Linked DNA regions of Homo sapiens: all the other regions are linked to region 1. Evidence: chromatin contacts called from ENCODE Hi-C or POLR2A ChIA-PET data. All regions are on one chromosome and are shown on one strand. Each heading gives the region's core, a stretch centred on a gene start or an enhancer-like site at or near the end of the contact. The rest is flanking DNA. Distances are from core to core; before and after follow the strand shown. Region 1 holds the start of TAPBP (TAP binding protein). Region 2 holds the start of UQCC2 (ubiquinol-cytochrome c reductase complex assembly factor 2). Region 3 has its middle 21 kb from the start of HLA-DOA. Region 4 holds the start of ITPR3 (inositol 1,4,5-trisphosphate receptor type 3). Region 5 holds the start of LEMD2 (LEM domain nuclear envelope protein 2).

What was found. Hi-C counts contacts between places; a loop is a spot of excess contacts on that map. ChIA-PET counts read pairs that join two places held with the same protein, here RNA polymerase II (POLR2A). Pooled maps may share reads with other maps.
Region 2: a map with no recorded cell type shows a loop between it and region 1 (4-fold over the local background). The contact joins the promoter of UQCC2 here to the promoter of TAPBP in region 1. A Hi-C loop is called at or near these places in 2 of 168 maps with a recorded cell type or tissue (gastrocnemius medialis and naive thymus-derived CD4-positive, alpha-beta T cell), 2 of 37 single-sample maps with no recorded cell type and 8 of 50 pooled maps. POLR2A ChIA-PET finds 5 or more read pairs at or near these places in 9 of 52 experiments (A549, B cell, Caco-2 and 6 more).
Region 3: a loop to region 1 is called in a pooled map, with 6 times the contacts of the local background. The contact joins the enhancer-like site here to the promoter of TAPBP in region 1. A Hi-C loop is called at or near these places in 3 of 37 single-sample maps with no recorded cell type and 4 of 50 pooled maps. POLR2A ChIA-PET finds 5 or more read pairs at or near these places in 5 of 52 experiments (B cell, T-cell, WTC11 and 2 more).
Region 4: a pooled map shows a loop between it and region 1 (5-fold over the local background). The contact joins the promoter of ITPR3 here to the promoter of TAPBP in region 1. A Hi-C loop is called at or near these places in 3 of 37 single-sample maps with no recorded cell type and 8 of 50 pooled maps. POLR2A ChIA-PET finds 5 or more read pairs at or near these places in 8 of 52 experiments (A549, RWPE1, WTC11 and 5 more).
Region 5: a loop to region 1 is called in a pooled map, with 8 times the contacts of the local background. The contact joins the promoter of LEMD2 here to the promoter of TAPBP in region 1. A Hi-C loop is called at or near these places in 1 of 37 single-sample maps with no recorded cell type and 14 of 50 pooled maps. POLR2A ChIA-PET finds 5 or more read pairs at or near these places in 1 of 52 experiments (A673).

Annotation. Positions count from the first base shown.
Region 1 is chr6:33,312,225-33,316,750 of GRCh38, forward strand. It overlaps TAPBP (TAP binding protein), which reads right to left and starts at 1,854. Exons shown (of 8, transcript NM_003190.5): 1 at 1,781-1,854; 2 at 1,470-1,640; 3 at 993-1,253. The coding sequence starts at 1,817. It overlaps ZBTB22 (zinc finger and BTB domain containing 22), which reads right to left. Exons shown (of 2, transcript NM_005453.5): 2 at 2,194-4,526. The coding sequence ends at 2,788. RefSeq lists enhancers at 2,408-3,067, 3,068-3,725 and a silencer at 3,148-3,442.
Region 2 is chr6:33,708,645-33,713,249 of GRCh38, forward strand. UQCC2 (ubiquinol-cytochrome c reductase complex assembly factor 2) reads right to left here and starts at 3,056. Exons shown (of 4, transcript NM_032340.4): 1 at 2,905-3,056. The coding sequence starts at 3,042. LOC124901304 (a long non-coding RNA gene) reads right to left here and starts at 2,805. Exons shown (of 3, transcript XR_007059548.1): 1 at 2,664-2,805; 2 at 2,051-2,207; 3 at 935-1,119. RefSeq lists enhancers at 1,652-2,549, 2,576-2,625.
Region 3 is chr6:33,028,206-33,032,823 of GRCh38, forward strand. No RefSeq gene overlaps it. Among named protein-coding and RNA genes, the nearest start is that of HLA-DOA, 21 kb to the left of the region's middle. Within about 2 kb of position 1,251, at least 18 of the 41 ENCODE cell types and tissues checked have a DNase peak (open chromatin) inside an H3K27ac peak, as active enhancers do; they include B cell, where a contact is called at or near this core.
Region 4 is chr6:33,619,621-33,624,845 of GRCh38, forward strand. It overlaps ITPR3 (inositol 1,4,5-trisphosphate receptor type 3), which reads left to right and starts at 1,702. Exons shown (of 58, transcript NM_002224.4): 1 at 1,702-2,071. The coding sequence starts at 1,983. RefSeq lists silencers at 1,200-1,509, 1,540-1,659, 1,710-1,879, 1,890-2,039, 1,919-2,104 and enhancers at 2,626-3,175, 3,176-3,724.
Region 5 is chr6:33,787,860-33,792,902 of GRCh38, forward strand. LEMD2 (LEM domain nuclear envelope protein 2) reads right to left here and starts at 1,271. Exons shown (of 9, transcript NM_181336.4): 1 at 522-1,271. The coding sequence starts at 1,257. LOC105375024 (a long non-coding RNA gene) reads left to right here and starts at 1,519. Exons shown (of 3, transcript XR_926707.3): 1 at 1,519-5,043. RefSeq lists enhancers at 235-784, 1,397-1,486, 2,697-3,300 and silencers at 437-886, 927-1,306.

The sequences.
Region 1 (4,526 bases), core at 604-3,103:
TGGGGGCTTGAGACTAAGAATGGAGGTATAGGCAGAGGTGAGGGTTTCAGCGTGGGTTTCAAGTCTGTCTCCCTGGTTCTGTGGGTAATTCTCAGGAGGGTGGAGGGAAGGGAGGGTGCAGGGATTGGTTGGGGTTGCCCTGTCCATCGGGCTGTGTCGCTGACATAAAATCCAGATAGAAAAGCTAAGAACTCTACCGGTATTCTACCCCGGAATACCCCGCCTCCGCTGCCAGGAGGGAGAGCTCCCAGATATCCAGGTCAGACTCTCCTCATTCTTGAATTATCTGCACAGTCCCTCCCACGTCCCAGCCTAGAAAAGCTTCTGACTCCTGGGCCTCAAACTGCAATGCACCTTTCAGTGCAATAGGAGCTATCCAATCTCCAGCCGCGTCCATCCGCCCACTCGAGCCCACCTGTTTGCGGACCACAGAGCGGCAGCACATCCCTACACGGGGCTGTCAGGCAAGGTCAACGCGCTAGAGTGCAAGAGCCTTTGCTTTGCGGATTGCCGCAGCGCCGGGTGTGGGCGCAGGTGGGGATAGAGTGCTGGGTTTTGAAAGAGTGACCCGCAAAGCTGAGGGTGCAGAGCAAGACACAGATCTGGGAAGAGCAGAGAAAAAACGCTCCTGCTTCTGAACCCCTCCCACCTCGCATCACCTGACAAGTCTCTCAAGGTCTGGTGTCGGGAAACCCCACCTCTTCAAAGCCCCGCCCTTCGAAACACCAGAAAGTAACCCCCCTGCCCGGCCCTGCTTTCCCCCTACCCCCTGCCAAGCTGCAGTTTTTTTTTTGTTTTTTTTTTTTAACTGGGTGAGGGCTAGAAGGAGCGGTAGAGATTGATTCATTCTAGCCAAACCACCTCTCTTAACAAAAAAAGGAAACTGAACCCCGATTGGCGAAATGTCTTGCTCAAGTCCATAAAGCGAGACCACCGGCTGATCTGGACCCTTAGAATCTACCCACCCTTCTCCACCTCCCCTCCCCAGCTACCTGTTGCCATGGTGATGAGAACAGGCTCCTGCTGAGGCTCTGGCTGTGGTCGCAAGAGGCTGGAGAGGCTGAGGACTGGGCTGGATATGCTGACCATCAGCCAAGCCCCATCCAGGGCCCGCGGGCAGTTCTGCGCGGGGGTCAGGCCGCTGGCCCATTTCGCAGAGGCGGGGAGAGGCACGAAGCGGCTCATCTCGCAGTGTGGTGCGGGGGCGCCCCGGGGATACCGCCTGAAGGCAGCCTGGAGGGCGCCCGCGGGGTCTGAGTGTAGAGAAGGAAGTTGCAGCTGTAGAGTCACCGCCGGGAAAGGGGCTGGAAGGGCAGCGTTCGGGGAACTTCAAATGCACAGACTACCCCGTAGTGAGACTCACTTTACAAAGGGGAAGCTGAGGCCTGAGGTCACTGCCGGATCTAAAGAGGAGGGGGTTTCGGTGGAGGCGACAGAGGTAGGGGGGCGGCGAGTCCCTAGAGACTCACCGTGTACACTGAGATAGAGCTCAGGGTCGAGGTCCGGCCGGGGCGGCGGTTCCCCCGGTCCCTGGCGCAACAGCAGTGCACCGGGTCTCTTGGCCAGGCCCTTTCCGCTCGCATCCTCCACGAACCAACACTCGATCACCGCGGGTCCTGCTGAGACGGCGGTCGCCAGGCCTGGCGTATAGGGACGCGAGTGAGGAGCGGTTTGTATGTCTGGTGACCTGCCCCACTCCCACCCTGGCATCGGCTCCAGTGGGGCCACCTCCCTCCGCTTCCCTCTAGTTCTTGGGCGATGAGTCGCGGGGTTCGCTCACCCAAAGCCACAGCGAGGAGCAGAGACAGGGACTTCATGGCGCTGCGACCTCCTCAGCCATGAAGCCTCCTCTTCCTCCTTTCACTTTCACTTTCCTCCAAAGGGCGGCATGAGGGGCGGTGGAAATCCCCGCTCTGGTTAGGTGAAGGTGCCTGGGGGACCGGTGTTTCCCCACTGGCCAGGCAGGGACCCGGGTAGATCCTCTCCAGTTCTCACCAGGACACCCCAGCCTTACCGCGCCCTCCTGGACTACCCAGCAGCCCCGAGTTCGAGCCCTCCCCAACCCCAGGCCCTCCCCCGCCCCCCAACTCCTGTGTGTGCTCTCCAACATCCACTTGCCCGAAAACCATTACTCCGGCTTCCCCCTATCTGTGCCGCGTCCCCAGCAAACACACGGGTTATCGGGAAGCCAAGTAAATGACCAATAAATATTTTAATCACTGTTAAAAAAAATAAAAACCTTGTACTCCTACGACTTACTCCCTCCTTGTCTCCACCCACTCCTCCATGAGAACCGAGTTGGGAATTTCCACGGGAAGTCGGGGGTGGCGGGGAGAGACAGGGTAGAAATAAAGAGCGCATCCTTGAGAGGGGGTAGGTTCTAGGACAAGGGTGGGGCTCAAAGGCCTTGTCTCCACGACAACACAAACACAGACTTCAGGCACAGACTACAACCACCTGACCCCTGACCCTGTGACTGCAGGATGTTCAACACGCCCCCTCTCCCTCCCTCCATGTGCAATCTACTCTGTGGAGCAGGGGCTTCAGTGTACCCATCAGAGGGAAAGGAAGGGTTTAGTTCTGGAAATACCTTGGGGGGGAGGGGTTGAGTAGTAGAATGGGCGGGCGATGGTGAAACTGTGGTTCCCCTTCCAGAATATATACAAGTCCACAGAGATAAAGGAAGACAGTAAGTGTGGTGGGAGATCACCCGGGGGCCACAGCGCCCTTGCATCGTGCTCCTTATTCCCTTTCCCGAAAGCTACCCCACCCCAGTAGCCTGCCCCTTCAGTTTGCTCCTCCACCTCCACCGAAGCCCATCTCCACCTTGTGGACTCTGGGTGGGGACCAGACACGTCTGCTGGACGGGGGCGTGGCCGCACTCGCTTCGTCGCCGCTGCCCCCGCCCACTCCGGGAGACTCTCTCTTGGACGGCAAGGATGGCCCCGTGGGAGTCCCAGGCCCAGGTACGGCCCCGACCCCGCCCAGGCGGTGCCGGCGCTCACAGTGTCCTCGGTGGCGCATGAAGCTGTCTCGCCACATGAACTTCTTGGCGCAGACTCCGCACTCGTAGGGCTTGAGACCTGTGTGCGTCTTCATGTGCTCAGTCAGATGGTGCTTCATCTTGAACTTTTTGTTGCACACGGGGCAGTCAAACGGCCGCAGATTGAGGTGCATGTTCACGTGCCGGTCCCGCATGCTCTTGTGGGAGAAGGCCTTCCCACAATGGCACAGAAAGATCTTATTCCCGTCCCCACTGCCAGTCCCTCCAGGGACCCCACCAACGCTACCCGGCACACCCAGGCTCCCCACCGACGTGCCCCCCACGGTCACTGCCCCGTGTTCTGCTTGGTTCCCTGGTGGTTGGCCAGGAGCCTGTGAGGATGAGGATGAAGACGACGACGGGAAGACCAGGATCTGGTTGCCCTGCATGTCCAAGGGAAGGAGCGGTCGAGGAGGGTGGGAGGGGGCATAGGAAGAGGGAGTTGGCCCCCCTGAGTCATCAAGACCTGCCACAGGACCCCCACCCTCATATGGGCCAAAGTCATTGGAGGACTCACAGAAGTTGACCTGCTCCTCCCCCTTGTCTGGGGGCTCACTCAGGGTACGGACATCACTTATGCTGAGGGTAGCCTCAGGCCCTCCCCCCACTGGAACCCTGGAGCTACCCCCTAGTTCTTCATCTTCATCATCCTCACAGGTCAACACCAGATCTTCCTCCTCCTCTTCCTCCTCCAGATCTGGGTCTTGGGGAACCAGGGGTGTTGGCGCTGGGCAATTACCACCTCGCTTCACGTATACCCAGTGTTTCTGTGGCATGATGCTAGGGGGTGTGTAGGTGGGTCTCCGGAGCCCAGCCCCAGGAACCACTGCCCCCCTCCCATCCCCACCATCATCGCACAGCTCATCTGCCTCCAGCAGCAGCTTTCCAGATGTGGCCCCTCCACTGCCAACGACAGGGGCTGGGAATACAGGGCCACCTCCTCGACGCTCCCCACTGCCCACTGCAGAAGCTGCAAATGCCTCTTGGGAGGAAGATGAGAAATCAGTGGACTCCCTGGGGCTGAAGTAGTTGCTGCTGCTGGGAGATTGATTCTCACTGGCCCGGCTGGAGGCATGGGAGCGCGCAGAGCCCATGGTAGCAGGGGCCACAGTGCCCCCACTCCCGGATGGCACCCCAGCACCAGGGACAGTGACAGAGGTGGCTGCAGCAGTAGTGATGGTGGTGGTAGCTGAGGCCCGGCCTTCTCGGAGTAGTTCAGTGCACTTGTCCACAATGTGCCACATTTGGAGCACAGACCCCACTGTAAGGAAGTTGACAATGTCAGCAGCAGCCATGCTGAGGCGGCCAGTGTAAGCGGAGGCTAGGACAGTCTCAAAGGCGCCTGGGTCCATGACACTGGGCAGCGAGATGGAGGTCATGCCTTTGAGTAGGACCTGATCATGGAAGTAAGGGGAGGAGGCAGCCAGGACAGCCCGATGAGCCCGGAACTCCCGGCCCTGCACTCTGATAGATACATCGCAGA
Region 2 (4,605 bases), core at 1,806-4,305, 400 kb after region 1:
CAAGGAGGAGCTCCATACTAGTCAGTCAACTGGATCTAAGCCCCACCTCCTGCTGCCAGTTTAATGAAGAGCCTACCAGAATCATCTTGCTTTCTCAAGGTCTTTATAAATGATCTGGGGGTGTCAGTAGGAGTGACTCACAATAGTGTTTTCAATTCCAGCAAGGAATTGCGCCCTTCAAAAATTACCACAAAGATTTACTAAGGCCAGGTGCATTCTCAGGTGACATTAGGATGAGGTACCGCAACAGTGGTCCTGAGTAATGCACCTGCTGCCATTGTGCACTGGTTCACTCTACCAGGAATGCATTCATCAGCTGCTACAGAATCACTAACACAGCCATGAGTTGCATCTGCAGCTGGGACTCAAACCTGTGTGGGCCTTTGACTGATCAGAAACGATTGCCCTAGGTGATGACAACTCCGAAAGAGAAAACTCTTTCCTCCTTTGCTGGCTCCTCTTACACTAACAATCAAGCAAGTGAATGTTACGCTCTCTCACCTCCCCAAGGATGGAGCCGCTGACTGCTCAACTGTAAGCTCCTCAGTGGTGAAGGCCAGGTTATGGCCTTCCTCCATAGATCCTGCAATTTCCCAAACATGGTAAGCTCTCAAATCAATTCTCACCACTCAGGACACACAAATATTCCTTTCTCACTCTTCACAACTTCTCTTCATCTAGTTCTGCTACATCTGAAACTATATTCAAATTATCTTTGTCTCATGAGCCACAACCAATTATTTACTTATCCATTCAGACATTTACTGAGTGTTTTTTTATGGGCCAAGAACTAGCTAGACACTCGTAGGGGAGAGAGGGAAAGATAAAAATGGCATCATCTCTATTTTCAGGAAGCTCATACTAAAAATATGCAGGGAGTACAGCTTTAGAAAGTTCACGGGTTTGTAGAATTGGGACTAGATAAGATTCTTGCCTTAAAGATCTTTACACTTTGGGCCAGTGAAGACCACCATGAATAATGTGAGGGCCCTGGGTATCGTATAACCTGGGCCAGACACTCCCCAGGCTGCCAGCCAATCAGCAGTACAGTCACAATGATGCCACTGGGCGTGCTCCTGCTCCTTTAGGTGGGCTGGCTTGGCTCTGTTTCGGGCTAAGCTGAAAAAAAAAAAACCCATGTTCCTTCTGTAACAAGTCTTGGCCAAGTTTCACAAGTCATTTCTTCAGACTGTGTGTATATGCATCTCATTATCTCATTTCATTTCTGGTCTCTTGCCCGAGCCCCAGGCTCAAATATAGCACTGCCTACTTGACATTGCCACTTGGAAATCAGTGTACTTGGCATCTCAGGTTTAACCTGCTTAACACCGAACTCGAGATATTCTTCCTACACTTCACCTATTCCTACCTCAGTAAATGGCACCATCTTAGACCTAGATGCCCAGGCCAAAAAATATCTAGGTGCTATCTTTGGTTCCTCTCTTTTCCTTTATCCCACATCCCATATATCAGCAAGTCCTGCTGACTCAACCTGCGCATAACCTGAATCCAACCACTTCCATCTTCTGTGCTGCCGTCCTCATCCAACCCCCCACCATCTGTCGCTTATAGTACCATAATCGGCTTCTCTCCAGCCTCTTTTTTTGTTATTGCCCCCTATAGCCCACTCACCACATACAACCAGAATAGTCTTTTAAAAAGTAAATTAGGGCACATCAGTCCCCTCACTAAACATCCCCAGTGACTTCTCACTGGCCTTATAATGAGGTCTAAAGCTAATCAGAACAGATAATATCCTACTGTGCCTGGCTCCGGACCTTCACCTTAGCAAACTCCACCTTACTTACTACCCTGCAGCCATTCTGGCTTTCTTTCTGTCCTCAAACATGTCAATCTGCCTCCTGCCTCTGGACATGTGCAGTGTCTGGAATGTCCTTCCCGCCAAGTGTACATGGCTGGCTCATCCTCTTGCCTTAGGTCTCACCTATGTGTCATCTCCTCAGAAAGGCCCCACTAATAACATTACCCTTTTATCACGCTACCCTATTTTCTATCGATCACAGTACTTATCTGTCTTACGTACACTTACCTGCTTATTGTGTCCTGAACTACAATGTAAAACTTCATGCGGGCAGGACTTCACCTGTTTAACACTGCTGTTTCCCTAGCACCGTTCCAGGCATATGGTAGGTGCTCAATAAATACGAGCTATATGAATGAATGAATCCCAGAGCTGCAGCGCCAACCTGGAGGAAAGCAAGAACATAGGCCTACTACTCACACACAGCTGCGTGAGCTGAGGACCCAAACCTGCTGCACAGGCTTACAGGGGCTCAGGAAGAACGCAAACGCTTAGCGGGGACCTGCAGAGTTAACTGGGGATTAGCTCAGTCAATACACAACACTGCGAAATAATGAGGTAATGCTACCGTGACAAGGAAGCAAAAAGCTGAGGCTGTCACCAGCTGCCACTGGTGGTGTGGGTCTCAACTCTCTCTGCACCTTGAATCACCTGGAGAGCTTTTAAAACTCTGAGGTCAAGACCCCACCCCTAGAGATTCTGCATTTGAAGTTTTTGTTTGTTTTTTGATTTGTAGAGACGGAGTCCCACTATGTTGCCCAGGAGGTCATCCTGGGCTCAAGCGATCCTCCCGCCTCGGCCTCTCAAAGAGTGCTGGAATTATAGGTGTGAACCGCCGCACCCGGCCCATCTGGAGTTTAAAAAAAGCTTCTTCGGCAATTCCAAGGTGCAGCCGGGGGAGAGCGCTGAATACAACGGGCGTCGCTATCAGTAGCTCCCTGGGGGAAAAAGGGGGTCCGCGCTCACGTGCTGCCTGGAAAGAGGGCGCGCGCATGCGCAGATCCCCCTGCTAGCGCGCTCGTTGGCCCCGCCCCTGCCTCGTCCTTTCCTCCCCTCGTCCCAGCCGCCTCCCCGCCGGTCACCTGGGTATTCTCTCCCTCCCGAAAGGCCTGTGCTACCCGCTGTCGCAGGTAAGCGCCCAAGTCCCGGCCCCGTTTGGTCTCGTCCACTGGCCATTCCTCACAGAGCTTAAGAAAACGCCGGTACCGGCTGGCCGCCATCTTGGGCCCCGCGTGTTCCCGCCTTAGCGGGAGGAGTCGGCGCCGACGAATGGCGCTTGCGCACTAAGCCTCGCCGCCTGCCTTAGGAGTGGAGCGGGAGGCCGGAGTGGGCATGCGCGACTTTGTAGGCGCACCGCTACTCTCCGTGTAGGGGCGCTGCTCGCCTTTCTCTGCAAGCCGAGCTAATTCAGTCTTCGTCCTCCTGGAACCGGCCCAGCTCCCAGGGGCAAGGCGGACGTGGAGTACCCCAGAGACAGCTTTGCGTCTCTTTTTCAATGACTGCACAAGCTTGAGACTAAAAAACCCTCCCCCGAGGCCTCCGCTGTTTTGCATAAACCAATATATTTGCATGTAAATACAGGTTACTGGATGAAAATATGTTTGAACGTTGTTCGTGGGTGCCCCCGTACCTGTCACTATCCCTTGGTACTCGGCCTCAATTCCTTCTTTAGTGCTTCCTAGTTCTTGTTCTTCTCTGCCCAGTCCCTGTTAGTATCCCTTCTGTTCCCCCCTTCCTACCCCTCATAAGCCAGACATTTTTCTCTGGGAGGCGCAGGTTTTCTAGCATGAGCAATGCCAACTGTGTTGATTCAGACTAGAAAAACTTTTTTTTTCTTTACAATTTATTATTTTGTATTGTGGTAAAATACACATAACAAAATTTACTATCTTAACCATTTTTTTTAGACAAGGTCTTGCTATGTGGCCCATGCTGGTCTCAAACTCCTGGGCTCAAGTGATCCTCCCACCTTGGCCTCCCAAAGTGCTGGGATTACAGGTGTGAGCCACCACACCTGGCCTTAACCTTTTATTTATTTATTTATTTATTTTGAGATGGAGTCTTGCTCTGTGGCTCTGTCGCCCAGGCTGGTGTTCAGTGAATGGCGCAACCTCCGCCTCCCGGGTTCAAGTGATTCTCCTGCCTCAGCCTCCCAAGTAGCTGGGACTACAGGCGCCCGCCATCATGCCTGGCTATGTTTTGTATTTTTAGTAGGGACAGGGTTTTACCATGTTGGCCAGGCTGATCTCGAACTCCTGACCTCAGGCGATCCACCTGCCTCGGCCTCCCAAAATGCTGGGATTACAGGCGTGAGCCACGGTGCCCAGCCAGCCATTTTTAAGTGTACAGTTCATGGGTATGAAATAGCACTGAATAATGTTGTGCAGCCATCGCACCATCTCCGTAACTCTTGTAAAACTGAAACTCCATACTCATTAAACAATAAATCCCCATTTCCCCCTCTCCCCCCAGCCCCTGGCAACGACCATTCTATTTTGTCTGTATGATTTTGACTACTCTAGGTACCTCATGTAAGTGGAATCCTGCAGTATTTTTGCAACTGGCTTATTTTGCTTAGCATAATATTTTCACTTCAAGGTTCATTCATTTTGTAGCATATGTCAGAATTTCCTTCCTTTTTAAGGCTGAGTAATATTCCGTTGCATGTATATACCACATTTTGTTTACACATCCATTGATAGACACTTAGGTTGCCTCCATGTTTTAGCTCTTGTGAATAATGCTGCTATGAACATGGATGTACAGACATCTCAAGACCTTGC
Region 3 (4,618 bases), core at 1-2,500, 280 kb before region 1:
ACACCAAACATTGATTCATCAAGGAGTCTTACCACTTTACTATACTTCCATTTCAACTCACACTCAAATTCATCACTGATAATGTCTACTTTATAAAATATTCCTTCAAAGCAGCCATTGGCCTAATCCCCAGATGATGCCATTGATCCATGACAATAGGGAGAATAATGTCTCCATCATTACTTTCTTCTCATAGTCTTTTAATTCCTTATACAGAGGCTAGTTTCAACTGCAGAAGTAACATGGGGTCCTTTGTCTATCAAACACTCCCCTTGTAACATTCATATCTGCTCTGGGACAGAAATCTGTCCTTTGGACACCAGAGTAGGAGGTTTAAGAAAGGCCAAACGTTGATACAATCCAACTGATGTAGAGTGATAAGGAAGGCAGTCAGGCAGCATGAGGAAGTGGGAGGATGGGAGTTACAGAGAATTTCTGATGTAGACAATGAGCTTCTTTTCTTTTTCTTAAGGGATTTCCACAATCCTCCACTTTGTGGTATTGGGGACAGTGGTAATGACAGGGTGGGAAGGGCAGAAGAGGCTTATTTCAAGAGGAAGCAGTAAAAGGTGGGCCTGTGAGGACCTGTTTAGCAGGCTTTAACATCCTATGTACAAGTCCTTATCTTTTGAAGTGCTCTCCTGATCCAGGCCCTGCTTATCATTATTCACAAATTTCAGTGTCTGAAATAATCCAGAAGGTGGACAATCAGACATCCACAGATTAATTGATGATTTATACTTATTCTCCCTCTCTCCCCACTCTCTCTCCCTTTCTCTTCTCTCTCTCCTCCTCTCCCTCCCCTCCCTCCCTCCCCCTCTCTCCTTCTCCATCTCTCCCTCTCCATCTCTCCCTCTTCATCTCTTCCTCCCCTTCCCTCCCCTCCCCTCTCCCTCTTCATCTCTTCCTCCCCTTCCCTCCCCTCCCCTCTCCTTTCTGTCTCTCTCAGCTCCAAAAAAGAATGATACAGAGATGCATAACACTCCTCTCTCTCCCATCTGAAAATTTAGGGATGGGGTGGGGTCCTAAGAAGCTAGCCTTAGAATCTCTTCCTCTTACTGTGGTTTCCTTAACCCTCCATCATCTCATAACTAATGATAAGTCTGAAAATGAGCTTCCGTATTAATTCTCATTATTCTGACAACAGACTCTAGAATCCAGCCATATTCTACTGTTTGGAGCCAGCCAGGGACTTTCCAAGTATTCACAGTGAAACACTGGCTTCCATGCCTGGGTCTCCCCACCCACTGCCTCTGCACTTGGTGCCTTTGAACCTCTCTTGTTCCTCTTGCCCTTGCTACTTCTGTATAGATCACAAGCTCCCTCCACACAGCTTCAGTTACACACATCCGTGCAGCAGGACCTTCTCAGGGGCTTAGTCTGCCAGAAACTAGTGACACTGCCTTTCACCCACTTTTTATTGGATAGAGAGAAATGTTACCAGAATTTCCCAGGAAAAGAGCTTCTTTGAAGTCTCTACATGCATTCAGATAAATCCTTTCCCCTGATATTTTCCCTCCATCCCCCTCCTCACAGCCCTGTTCAGAAGCCTGAACATGTCATGATGGCTGGGGCCTCAAATCCAGGGGACAATATGAGGTGAAGGTGAGCAAGGAGACAGTCTACAAAGAGGCCGTGGAAGCTGTCGGGGAAGGAGAATGTTCAAGTAGCACAGGCAATCAAACACTTCCTATTGCTCCAGGTGCCAAAGCAGGAATGAAAACCTGTCCCCTCTGTTGAATACTCTTCTTCTTCACTCCTAAAACTACACACCTGATGTTAGTCGTCAGCCCTCTTCTTATCACTCTACACCTGCTGCTCTGGAGAACTCATCCAGGCCTGTGGCTCCCTGCACGTCTACACTAGTAACCTCTGAATCCACGGTCTCCAGCACTCCCTCCTGCTCCCATCCCCAGGTGGCAGTCAGGTGCCTGCACTTGGCTATCTCAACATCAACATCACCCCAACACCTGTTTTTTCATGCATTCAAGGGAGATTTTTTTTCTCCCCAAGTTTCTTTCACCTTCCCTTTGGGGTTCCTGGAATAAATAATACAAAACTTGAGGTTCTCTTGTGATGCTGTTTGGAGTCGAGAGAGAGACAGAGAGAGAGAGATACCCCCAGGAGGGAGTTGTCCCGATTCTTTTCCATCACTCGGGAGCTAGCCCTACATCTAGTCTTACTGTTTGGAGCCTTATAAAAAGATCTCATGAGCAGCCCCCTGGGAATAGCATGTCTTTGTTCTCTGAGAGGCAATGATTTTTATCTGGACCCCACATAACTTTTCCCCAGAGAGCATCACAGTAAAAGCACATGTTTATCTTCTCTCCTTAACTTCTGACATCCTTAAATCCCAAGGAAGGGTATGGAGGGAGACAGATTGATGATTCTGTGTATTTGGGTAAACCAGGTTCCTGGCTAAAATCACTTAGTCAAAAATGCCAAGCATGGTCAAGGGAGAAGGGTTAGAGAGTCTAAAAGAATGAAATTTGGAGACAGGTAAACTTGAAATTTATTCTTTCCTTCACCTATTATTGTGTATGTGATTTGGGGTCATATTCTTAACTATAACTACCTATTGCCTCATCTTAGAATAAGGATAAATAATATCTATGTTGAAACACTGCTGTGAGCATTAGTGCTCAATAACTATTACTACTGTACTAATGCAGGTTCTTGATTTTAAACAATAGAATGCAAACTTGAATAATTAAGCAGAAAAGGCATTTATTGGAAAGGAACTAAATAGCTCATAGAGGATATGACAAAGGCAGGAGTTCTTCATAGTTGATATTGTATCTCCGTGCATTGAATCAGGAGACACATGATGTTGATTTGTTCTGTTATCAGTGATGCTAATTTTGACTACTTGATTTTAGTGGTAACTGACAGATTTTTTCAACCATAAAGTTACTATTTTCATTGCTTGATTTTCGTATATTAAACTTACCCTGTGATGCTAATTTTGACTACTTGATTTTAGTGGTAACTGACAGATTTTTCAACCATAAGTTACTATTTTCATTGCTTGATTTTCATATATTAAACTTACCCTATGTTCATAGAATAAACTCAACTTGGTCATTATTTTACCTAGTGTTATATTTAATTGACTAATAGATCTTTTAGGAGTTTTGTATCTGTGTTTAAAAATGAGATGAGCCTTACTTTTGCTTTTTTGTTTTTGTTTTTGCTTCATGCTTATGAGGATTTGGCATATTGCTGCATGAGTTGAGAAATGTTCCTTTATTCCCCCGTCTTTTGGAATCGCTTGTGTAAGGTTAGCAAATGCCTTCACTGAATATTTAGAAGAATTCACCCAATAAGATCATCTTTGCCTACAGATTTCTTTGTGGAAAGTTTTGTAATTACCAACTCAATTTCTTTAATAGATACAGGATTATGAAAATTTTTCTATTATTTCTTGAGTTCATTTTAGTAAGTGGTGTTTTCTAGAATATGTCTATTTCATCTAGCTTTTCAAATTTGTCAGCATAAAGTTATTTATAATATTTTCTATTGTAATTTTAATGTCTACAGGACCCATAATGACAGTACCTTTTTCATTCCTGATATTGGAATTTCATGCCTTCTGTCTTGTTTTAAAATCTTCCACAGTCTTGCTAAAATTTTATCAATCCTATTAGTCTTTTCAAAGAAACAAGCCTTTAGTGTTGTTGATGTTTTTCTACTGTATTATTATTTCCTATCAAATTATTTTCTTCTTTTATGTATATAATTCCCTTACTTTTACTTTTCTTGGGTTAAATTTGACATTCTTTTTCTAAGTATATGATTGATTTTCAGTATTTCTTTCTTTCCAATTAATTATATGCACTTAAGGTTGCATATAATTTTTGTCTAGACCTGACTTCAGCTTCATCTTATGTTATAATATTTTGTAATGCAAGTATAATTTGCAATATTTTCAATTTTCTTTCTTCCTTCCTTCTTTTCTTTTTCTTTCCTTTCCTTTTCTTTTCTTTCAAGACAGGGTCTCACTCTGTTGCCCTGGCTGGAGTGCAGTGGTGCTGTCATATCTCACTGCAGCCTTGGACTCCTGGGCTCAAGTGATCCTCCCACCTCAGCCTCCTAAGAAGCTAGGACCTCAGGCATGCAGCACCACACCAGCTAACTTATATTTTATTTTTCGTAGAGATAGGATCTCATCATGTGGTCCAGGCTGGTTTTGAACTTCCTAGGCTCAAGCAATCCTCTTGCCTTAGCCTCCCAAAGTACTGGGATTACAGGCATGAGCCACCACACCCAACTGATATTTTCAATTTTTTATTGTCAGGGATCTGATAATAATTAGATTTAATCTCTGATTATCTTCTTTGATCTATGGATTATTTTAATTTGTATTTCTTAATTTCTAAACTCTTCAAAATTTTTTGGTTATCTTTCTGTAATTGATCTCTAGCTCTGTTCTATTTTTGTCAAAGAACATTATAAAAGATAAAATACTTTGAAATATTGTATTCTTTTTCATTGTTTTAGTAGTTATGTTTTTCGAGAAATTTGTCTTTTTTTTTTTTGACAGGTTGCTATGTTGCCCAGGCTACAGTGCACGATAACCCCATACTCCTGGGTTCAGGCAATCCTCCTGCCTCAACTT
Region 4 (5,225 bases), core at 452-2,951, 310 kb after region 1:
CCCATCGCTGTGGCTCAGTTGGTGTGGGGTAATAGGAGAATACCCGGCTAAAAATCAGAGGCTTGGTTGGCTTCTGCCTCCAGTTGCCAGGAACCTGCCGTGTGCCCTTGATGGGTGGTGTTCCTTCTCTGGGCTTTGGTCATCTCTTTTTGGCACAGTGGACTGGATGAGGTTTTTTAAACTGCAGTTTGCAACCCATTTGGGACATTAAAAAAAACCAGTTCAGTGGGTTACAATCAGCATTAAAGCAACAACAAGAACACAACTGAAATAGAATAGAAAATATCAGCATGCATCAAAGGTCATAAAAGTAAGTATTGTTTGGTGATCTATTGTTTTGCTTATATATAGACGAAGGTGTGGACTGGTCTGCTGTAAAACTTGTTACTGTTTGCCATGGTGAAAAAACAAAACAAAACTGTAAAACACGGTACTTAGCGATCCTGGAGGTGTCCTTCCCTCCCACATCGTTCCTGGGGGTCTTCGTAAAACAAACAAACAAACAAACAAACAAAACAACAACAACAACAAAAAAACCACTGCCTGGGGCTCTTCTCCTCCCAGGGTCAGCAGCTGTCTCTTTGCTTTTAGCTGTCTCCACCCCTCCCCTAGCCTCTCTTCTTCCTGCTTCAGTCACCGAGTCCCCTCCTCCCTCTCTCCCAGGGACAAACGCCCCCCCACAACTCAGGAAGTGGGGTTGGGGGGTCCGAAGGGAGCAAAAGTGATCGGATGGCGGTGGCAATGGGCACCCTATCTTAGGCGTTCAAATAAAGGACTAGGAAGCAAACACCCAAGCACCGGGGAACAGAACAGAAAGTAAGCGAGCCCGGGACGCGAATTTGAGGGCAGGACTTCGGGAGCCAGAGCCTGGCGGCGCTGCCGCAGCGGGTCACTCCCAGGGGGCCGGCACCCAGACTTGGCATCGTTAGCGCTTGGGTGCTCTGTCAACTAGCGAAGGTAATTTTCATCCCTGCTTTTTTTTTTTTTTTGAAAGGAAAGACGGAAGGAGCCAAGAGTTTTGGAGCCAACTCCTGGAGAGGGAGCGGCTGAACTGATTCGGAAGTTGGATCTCTTTGTACACAGGAATGCGGAGAGAAAAAAAACAAAACCCACCCCATTGCTTCATTTCCCCTCCAAGCCTGAGCACTTTCTATTGTGCAATGAAAAGGCTTTTCACGTTGAGAAAAATGAATCCCGAATTTGCTCTGCAAAGGGATGAGCGCGCCTCTGGGCGCCAGCCTGCTCTCAGCTGGGCGCGGAGACCGCGCGGTGGCCGCAGGGCGGCCGCGGCCAGGGCGCTCCAGGGCGCGCCCTCCGCGAGCGGCTCCGGGGTGACGCCCGCCGGAGAGCTGGACTCCCCCTTCCGCGGGCGCCTGCACTGGCTCTTAGCCAGCCGAGGGCCCGGGTGCAGATAGTCCGGGAACCCCGAGGGCGGAGAGCTCCCCACTACGCCTGGGCCTCCCAGGGATGGCAGCTCCGAGAGCCCCCTAGACCCGGTGCCTTGCAGGACGCCTCTGGAGATCAGGAGGGCTGGCGGCGCATTCGGCGTCCGGGAGGCCGGGCCCCGGACGCGCGAGGAGCGCGGGGCGCGGGAAGGCAGGCGGGTGCACATGGGTGCCGGCGGGCGAGCTGCGGGGGGAGGGGGGGCGGGGTGTGGCCTCCCCGCCTCCCGGGCGGGATTTGCATGTGTGTGGTGGCCCCAGACTTCCTGCTCCTTCTACGCTGCAGGTACGCGCGGGCCGGGCGGGGCGGGCGGGCGGCGGGCGCGCCAAGACGTGGGCACCTCCTCACCCGGACCCCGGGCCCCGCCGAGCCGCCTCCTGGCTCCCGTGGCCGCCAGCCCGCCCCGGCCGCACCGAGCGTCGGGATCCGAGGTGGGAGCGTACCCCTCCCCGCTCCCCGGACGCCTCAGTCCTCCGCACTGAGCTTGGCCACGCGCCCCTAGGCGCCCCCCACGCCCTGGGCCCCGGAGGGCCGCAGCCATGAGTGAAATGTCCAGCTTTCTTCACATCGGGGACATCGTCTCCCTGTACGCCGAGGGCTCCGTCAATGGCTTCATCAGCACTTTGGGGTGAGTGAGCCGAGCTCGAGAGGGGCGCGGGTAAAGAGGGGGCGCCGTGGGCCCTGGTGCCAGCTGCGTGCGTCCAGCCGCCGCCCCCCGATAGAGGCCTGGACGTCCCCCTAGTCTCAAGGAGCGGGAACGGCTCGCCTCCTTCTTTTACAGAAAGGAAGTGAAGTGTTTGCTCAGGTAGGACTCGGGCTCCCTACTGGAGTTGGCAGGAGGAGCCTCCCTCGGCGGCGCAGCCTCTACCCTCCCGCGCACGCCTTTGGAGGGGGCGGAGGGACGGAGGCTTCCTTTGCAGGTGGTCCCGGGGGCGGGCAGGTGGGTGGCTGGAGGCTGAGTTGGGGAAGGGCAGCCGGGCCGAGACGTGCCCGGCTCTGAGGGTAGGGCGGAGCTGTCGGGAGTGGGCAGGCTCAGCTTGGAGCCCGTAATCCTCTATTACCGATCCCGTGGTGCCTTTGAGGGGTCGCACCTTCTCCTCACAGCTCTCTCCCTGTTCTTCCCAGCTTCAGTAGGAGTGTCTTCTCAGCCCTCCCCTTCCAGGCTTCAAGGTCCTGGCCAGCTGCCCCTTCTCCCCGCCTCTCCCATTCAATTTCCTGCGCCGGTCATCTGGCGCCCTTGGGTCCTTGGTTCTAGCTTCTCTCCAGCACTTCACAAACATTAATTAATTCTGGCCGCCACCTCCCAGGGTCTGGGCTGGATGAACAGGGAATCAGTTCACGTCCCTGGAGAGGGCCAGGCCTGTAGCAGGGAGAGGGCAGGAGAGAAATTAGGTAGAGAGGATGGGTTTATCTTCAGAGGAGCAGCTGGATGTGATTCGCTGGATGGGAGCGTAGGTGGTTTCTCCAGCCAGACCCCAGGGCAGGGTCGGCTATCTTTGTCCCGTTTACAGTCTGGGGGCCTGGGTTAAATTGTCTCATCCTCCCAACCACACATGGCTGTCCTCTAGGGTACACCCACCCTCCTCTGCTGATCCACTGAGTGGGACCAGCCAGCCGCGTGGTGCCTTCTTTCTGATGGCCTTGGAGGACAACCTGGCACCCTCAGCTCAGGACTGATGCTGGACAGGGCCCGGCTCACCCCAAGCCTGGGAGGTGAGGGGTCACTGGTCTCTCCCAGGGTTGCTGGGAGTTTAGCTTTCATCTTGGTGTAAAGGGAATGGATTGTGGGATTGGAGGGCTGGCTCTGCCAAGCAGGGAGTTCTCACCTGGCATTCCAGCCTGCCCTGCTCGCCTTCTCGCAGAACCATCCAGGTCCCTCCTGGTGCCCTCCCCTTCACACGTGGAATCCCTGCCTATTTGTCCCCACTTCCACTAGATCTAACTTCTTCCCAGCTCCCTAGAGGATGGGGGTGGAGCCACATCTGGGCCAGCATTTGTGCAGGCCTCCTCCAGAGAGCAGTGACTAGGCCCTGGCTGCCCTGAGGCCAGGGCTGCCCACAGTAGGTACAGAGTAAACACCTCTGATAAAGCTGAGGGAAGGAGGAGAGGGTGTGGGGACTGGGAGGGACATAGGGATCTATCGTGGAAGTCCCCTCCTAGTGTCTGAAGAGCACCAGGGACTTTTGGGAAATGACCACCTCTGTTGCTTAGTGCCTGGCTTGGGGCTGAACACATGATGATTTTCAAGTGCCTGTGAGTTTTGTTTTTTTTTTTTTTTTTTAAGACAAGGTCTCACTTTCTCACTCAGGCTAGAATGCAGTGATGCAATCTTGGCTTACTGCAGCCTCGACCTCTGGGGTTCAAGCAATCCTCCTGCCTCAGCTCCCAAAACTAGCTGGGACTACAGGCACATCACCACACCCGGCTAATTTTTGTATTTTTTTTGTAGAGACTGGGTTTCACCATGTTGCCCAGGCTGGTCTCTAACTCCTGAGCTCAAGCAATCCGCCCACCCCAGCCTTCCAAAGTGCGTGAACCACCGTGCCCTGCCTAGCACCTGTGAGATTTAACAAGATCAGGGAAAACATCTTATTGCTTCTTCCCCTGCCCTTGTGCAGGCCTCACTCCCTCACAAAGGATTCCCTCTGTTGCCTCCAAAACTTCCTCCCAGCTTGGCCCTTCCTGCCCCAGGAACTGCTTCCTCCAGTCCACCTTGATCCTGGGGCAGATCCTGGTGACCTCTAGAAAGCCCTTCTACGCCGGGGTACCCCCTCCCTCTGCAAACACCTCCAACATCTCCTGATGTTCCACCAGCGGATGTCCACCCTCCTAGCATGGCTTTCTAGCATCGGCCTGTGCAGGTCTGCATCATAATTTTCTGGGGCTTTTTCACCTTCCCATACCTGGAACTCCAGGTGCACCACACGACTGCAACCTGTCCCGCGCTCTCAGTCTCTTTACCTTTGCTCTTGGGTTGTTCCCGCCCTTTAGCAAGCAAGTCTCCACCTGGGTAAATCTGTCCCACCCTCTAAGGCTTAATGCAAAGTGGCCTCTTTTGAGAAATCCAGCTTCCCCAACCCCTAGGGCAGAATTAACCCTTCGTCCTCTATGCTTTTGAACTGCTTTGTACAAACCACTCTCTGGTGTTCCTCACATTGGAGGCTTCCCTGTAGGCCCATCTAATGCTGGGCACCTTGCCAGGATTAACACCATTCATATATTTAGCAGGTCTACAGGCACTGTACTGGGTGCTGGGGACTTGGTGGTGATTAAGGGAGCTGTGCTTCCTGCTTCCTTGGAAGTTAAGAGTCAAAGAAGGAATGATTTGTAAGTGCTGTAAGTAATCAGTCCAGCAGCTTCAGCGTCACCAGGAAGTTTGTCAGAAATGCAGAATCTCAGACCCCGTGCCCGTCCTACTGAATGAGAATCTGCATTTTATTAAGATCCCCAGGGGACTGGTGCATTAAAGTGTGAGGAGCGTTGCTCTGAGTGATTTTCTCTCTGCCCCATCCTCCTCAGAATCCTTCTGCCTCCTTTCTGAACTCTGGTCCCCTCTGCTTTTCCCGAGGCTGTTGGTGCCCATGTCTGTGAACCCATAGGCTGATTTGACTGAATTCCTGGGCTAACCCAGTGCCCAGTGTGTGGGCCCCAGGAGGTACCCAGTAAGGGCTGGATAAAAATGAATGTGTTGAAGGCAGGGGTGGCCTTGGTGGGCAGATGGGCCAGGTCACCTGGGAGATGGGAAGGGGGCATTAGTTGGGGAGGGAGGCAGAGGCAGCATT
Region 5 (5,043 bases), core at 21-2,520, 480 kb after region 1:
TAGATTCTCCTGTTGACAAAGCGGCGGCCCTGTGATTCAAAGAAGTGGAGAGTGGACTTTTTGGTGCTACAAAGGTGGGACCCCCAACCAGATCCTATCTGTGGGCCACTGAAATCTGGAGTGCCTTCAAACAGGCACTAAATGTGTAAGCCAGAGGTCAAAAGGGAAGAACCCAAACGGATGGGGTGAATCTGTTAGAGGGGGGTGTGGCTTCCTCTCCAGGGAGAAAACCAGAGGTTGGAGGAGCAGTGACTACAGCTTGTGATTGAAAGGGAGACGTTAGAAGGGAGGGCTGGGGCAGAAAAGGAGAACAGGAGAAAGTGAAGGCAGAAATTATTGCAGATGCAGGAGCCTTGGCCCTCTCTTCCCACAGCTGGAAGAAGGCAGGCCTGGAAATGAGAAGACAGTCAGAGGCAGCTGACAAGGCCGGAAGTGCGCGGCCTGGCGCCGACAGGAACGGGGGGTCCTCCGGCGGACACACGCGCGCCCAGGGCCCTCCCCTGCGCCGGCCCAGGACGTACTGTTGTCCTCCGCCTCCTGCGGCGCTGAGGGCTTGCCCATCTTCACCCAAAGGATGCCCAGGAAGACGAGCAGTAGCCCTAGGCTGGCCCAGAGCAGAAGCCGAGAGAGCCAGCGCTCCAGCCGGCGCCCCACCTCAGGCCGGGCCCTCGCCGCGCCAGCAGGGCCCGCTCGAGTCGCCCGCAGGCCCGGGCGCGGGTCGGGACCGAGGAGGGAGGAAGGCAGCCGCGCCGGGGCGGGAGACGCTGCCCACCAGCGGCGGGCCGCGAGACCCGGGCCCTGCGTGGCCCTGTCGGGCGTCCGGGCGTCCTCGTCCTCCTCGGAGCTGCCCCGGACCGAGGCGCGGCGCCTGAGTTGCGCCGGGCGGGCAGGATAGGCGAGGCCGCGGCTCCCTACCCAGGAAGCCGCGGAGGGCCGGATATCACCGTAGGCCCCAGGGGTCGCGTAGGCCGAGCCCGAGGCCGGCTGGGAGAGCCAGGGCTCCGCCCGCGGAGAGGCCGCGGCGGGCCGGGCGCGCAGCGGCGCATCCTCGCGTAACCGGGCCTCTTCCCGTAACCGCTCCTCGCCCCGCGGCCGGGCCTCCTCCCGCAGCCGCTCCTCGTCGCGCAGCCGGGCCTCGCCCCGCAGGCGGCGCAGCTTGTTGCGGTAGACATCCCGGGTGGTGTCGGTGATGGGTCCTGGCTGGAAGCCCAGGGCCTGCAGCTCCCGCCGCAGTTCCAGGTCCGACAGGCCGGCCATGGCCAGGACGCCGCCCCCCGCCCGCCCCTGGCGCGCACCGCACCCGGAACTGCTCCCTCCCGCAGGCGCGGCGGAGCGGGCGGGGCCACGCGCCATGATGGGAAGGTCGGTCGCCATGTTGGGAAGGTCTGCACTTGGCCTTTGGTCGGCCATGATGAGGCGGTCTGACGTGGCTCTTAGAGCCGCCATGGTGGGAAGGTCCAAGGGGGATTAAATTTTTTGTTTTGTTTTGTTTTGTTTTGTTTTTCTCTCTCTCTCCGCTCTCCCACTTCCCTTTGTTTGTTAGATCAAGCGGTATTAATCTCTGAGTCCTCCAACCCTAGCTCTGCCTCTGGCAGGTGGTAAGCGTTCAGTAAAGTCAGCGTTGATTTAATAGATGAATTGCTTAATGGTGAACGAAGCCACTGCCACGAATGGAGAGACAGGATGATTTGCCTCTCTGGGCTTGGGGACTGATGTGTGATCCGGTTTTATTTGGGTCTTAGAGTACACTCCAGGCATGCTCCAAGACCCTGTCCCGACTTCGGGCTTGTTAACTGGGCGACACTGAGCACCAAGTAGGTGCGATCCCTGCCTTAGGACAGACACTGGCCCCCAAGGAGCGCCAGCCTGGAGGAGACGCAGCATCCATGGTGGAGGCAGAGGAGCAAAATGCCCTTGGGTTCGAATGGGCAGTTGAGGCTTCTCTGCGGAGGGCCTGTGTCTGCGTAATGGGATTTTTACAAGGAGACATGGGAGAGAGAAGACTCCAGAGATACACGGTCTTGCAGCCTCACTGGTGGTTTAGGTTGTGGGCTTTGGAGCCAGACAGTTCGATTTCAAATCCCTACTCACAACTATTAGATGTGTGATCATATTCAATTAACATTGTTAGCCTATTTGCCAGTAAACCTCAATAGAGTTGCTGTGAGGATTAGAAGAGGTAGTTTGGCTAAGGTGCTTGGGACAGTGCCTGGCACACGTTCATGCGTGTTTATACTTAACCCACATCTTTGCAGTGTCAGTGCTGTGTAGAGCCTCCCACAGGGCAGGTGATTTGGTTACATGAAGGCTCTTAGCAGGAAACCCCTAAGGGAAGCAAGGGAATGTGGCAACTGGAAATAGAACCAGTTTATAATCTTCCTTCCACATCCCTCAACTCCCATTCCCAAACATTTATTGCCGGCCCAATGGGTTCCATCCATTTCTACCCCTGCCATTCCATTCTCCCCTTCCCCCAGGCCCCTCCTCCCTGGAACTGCCCCGTATCTGTCCCAACAGCCCCCTTGCCCATTCCCCACTTTATTCCCTCCCCTCCCTGACACCCTGGGCAATGCTATGCTCCTCTGTCTGGGTTTTGCATTCCTGCCACTTGCTCCACCTCAGGGGTATTCAACACTGGCCACAATTGCTGGGAAAATGACAGCCTCGGCTTGGTCAGCTTCCACTGTTAGCCTCCCCATCTCCCCTGACTTAGCTGCTCCCATGTGGTGTGATTTCTCTCACCAAGTGTTGTTTTCCTTTTCCCTGCATGTGTTTGCACAGAATGCCATGAATTTGATATAGTGATTGCCTAACACATATACCACATAATAGTATTTTATTTCTTTCTGAAGCACTGTTTGCATGACAAATGAGTTGGTAACATTTGTGCAACTCCTTGCAGCTGTGCGGTTCAATATATAAAGAATGAGCCTTTCGGCATCAGTACTGGCCCCATGTATTCTAAGAGGGCTTGAAACTAATGCTTAAACAAAGTTATCGTTACAGCATTTCACAGAGTTATGGTCTATTTTATAACAATGGATCTCAGGGCGATTTAAAAATATGGACTGAACTGGAGCCACCCCCAGTGGTGGCACGCAATGTGGGCTTTGTCAGCTTCCTTGTGTTTGGGGACACTGCTGCCGCTCCACACACGTAGGGTCAAGTGGCCCACAGCCCCTCCCCCAGAACCCTGTTGTCTTCCCTGTGGTGTAGAACCCACTGTGCTTGGAGTTGTGGCCTTTGGCCACCCATGGTCAGCCCTTTTACCTCCATTGTGGCTTCTGGCTGTGGATGGCCTTGTCTTGCAGGATCTTACAGGCAGGCCTTTGGATGTGCACCAAGGGGCACCCAGTGACCACTTAACTGCAAATTTGCTGATCAATGCTCCCCTTCCCCACCCCCTCTGAGAAGGAACCTCACAAGTTAGTCAGGCGTTCCTCCCAGTTTTTGGGCCTTTCCATTTCATCCTGAATTCCCAGCTCCAGTCACGTTCCTGCCCAGATTTATAGCCCCTCTTTGGTTTAGTGAAGTTGGCGTGTTGCTTTTTGCTTTCCTCCACACAACCATCCACATGCTGCCCTCCACTTGGAAGGGCTCGACCTCAGCTCTTCTTTGCCACTGCTGCCCCTTCGGGAGCTACCCACGAAACCTGCCAGGGCTTCTGGCAGCCAGCCTTTCTGTGCCTTCAGCCTGGCTCTCCTGCTGGGCCTGTCCATGGCAGGAAGGCTTATTGTAAAGAAAAGGGCAATATTGCAAAGTCAGAGGCTGCTCTGCATGCCCTCCTTTCTCATCACTTTGCTGTGGGTTTTTTTTTTAAGGTGAGCAGCAGCTTAGGCTGTGGTCAGTCTTCCTGATGTATTAAAGGCAGAAGAGGAAAAACAAGCTCCAATATCTAAATCTACTTAGTAACCACATCCACACATTTATCAGAGGTGAAGGGCTGCTCTGAGCACGCTCTGGATTCCCGGGGGGCTGCCATACTCCCTTCCGTCCCGTTGACCTCTCTCTGTCTTGGCAGAGCCTTATAATAATCACAGCCATAAATCTTTTAGTGGGTTCCATTCTCTTCGTCCTCCTGCAAAAAGCCCTGCACACATTTATCAGGTCCTCAAAGATACTCAGGGACCACGGAATCGTCCTTGATCCACCTCATGGAGGGCCTCACGTATTGCCTCAGCTATTCAGGGCTTCCTTCAAACTACATTATAGGTGGCATTACAGTGGGGGCAGGGCACCGGGAGATTGTGGTTGAAAAGTGGGGGCCATGTGGGGCTCATATTTTGACTGGAATGACCCAGGAACACCCAGCTTCTCACTGCTCCATCTCAGTGCCTTATGGAAGAGGAGGACACTCTTTTCCTCTCTCTAGGTCTGAGGGTGCATCAGCTAAGGGGGAAAATGGAGTCACAGAGAAATGCCAGAATGGTATTTCATAATCTGTTGAAAATTAAACAAATCTCTCACTCTTTTGACTGCTCTCACACTTTGATATCCATGAGTAAGAGTTCCTTCAAAGGCATGGAATATATTACCGAATGTCAATAACAAATTGTGTATGAAGAAAAATGTAATGCTTTGAGAATATTTTCTTTTGGGCTTTGTCCATGATTAGATTACACTAAATTACAGCATACAGATATCAGGCAATTACTCTTTGCTTTTAACTATTCAATTTCATGGCAAATCCACATAGCGCAGTAATGCTAAAATCACACCGATGTGGTTACCAAGAAAATACCTCATCATCTCCATTTTGTGAAGCTAGGTTCAAGTTGCACTGTAATGACCTGTAGTCCTGTTAAGTGTAAAGTACATTCCAGATGAACATGGGGTAATCCGTACCTCTCTGTAATTGCCAGATATCTGGAGAGATTCTTGCAGATGTTGCTGGATAAGCCTGGGTGAGATGTGAAGAGGAATGGCATCTTTGCTCTCCTGGTTACTCTGGCTACCCTCCCTGTCTCTGATCCTGGTTGGTCTCTGGTCCTACTCATTCTATTGCTTTAACCAGGAGCATGTCTCCTTTTCTTCTGTTTTGTG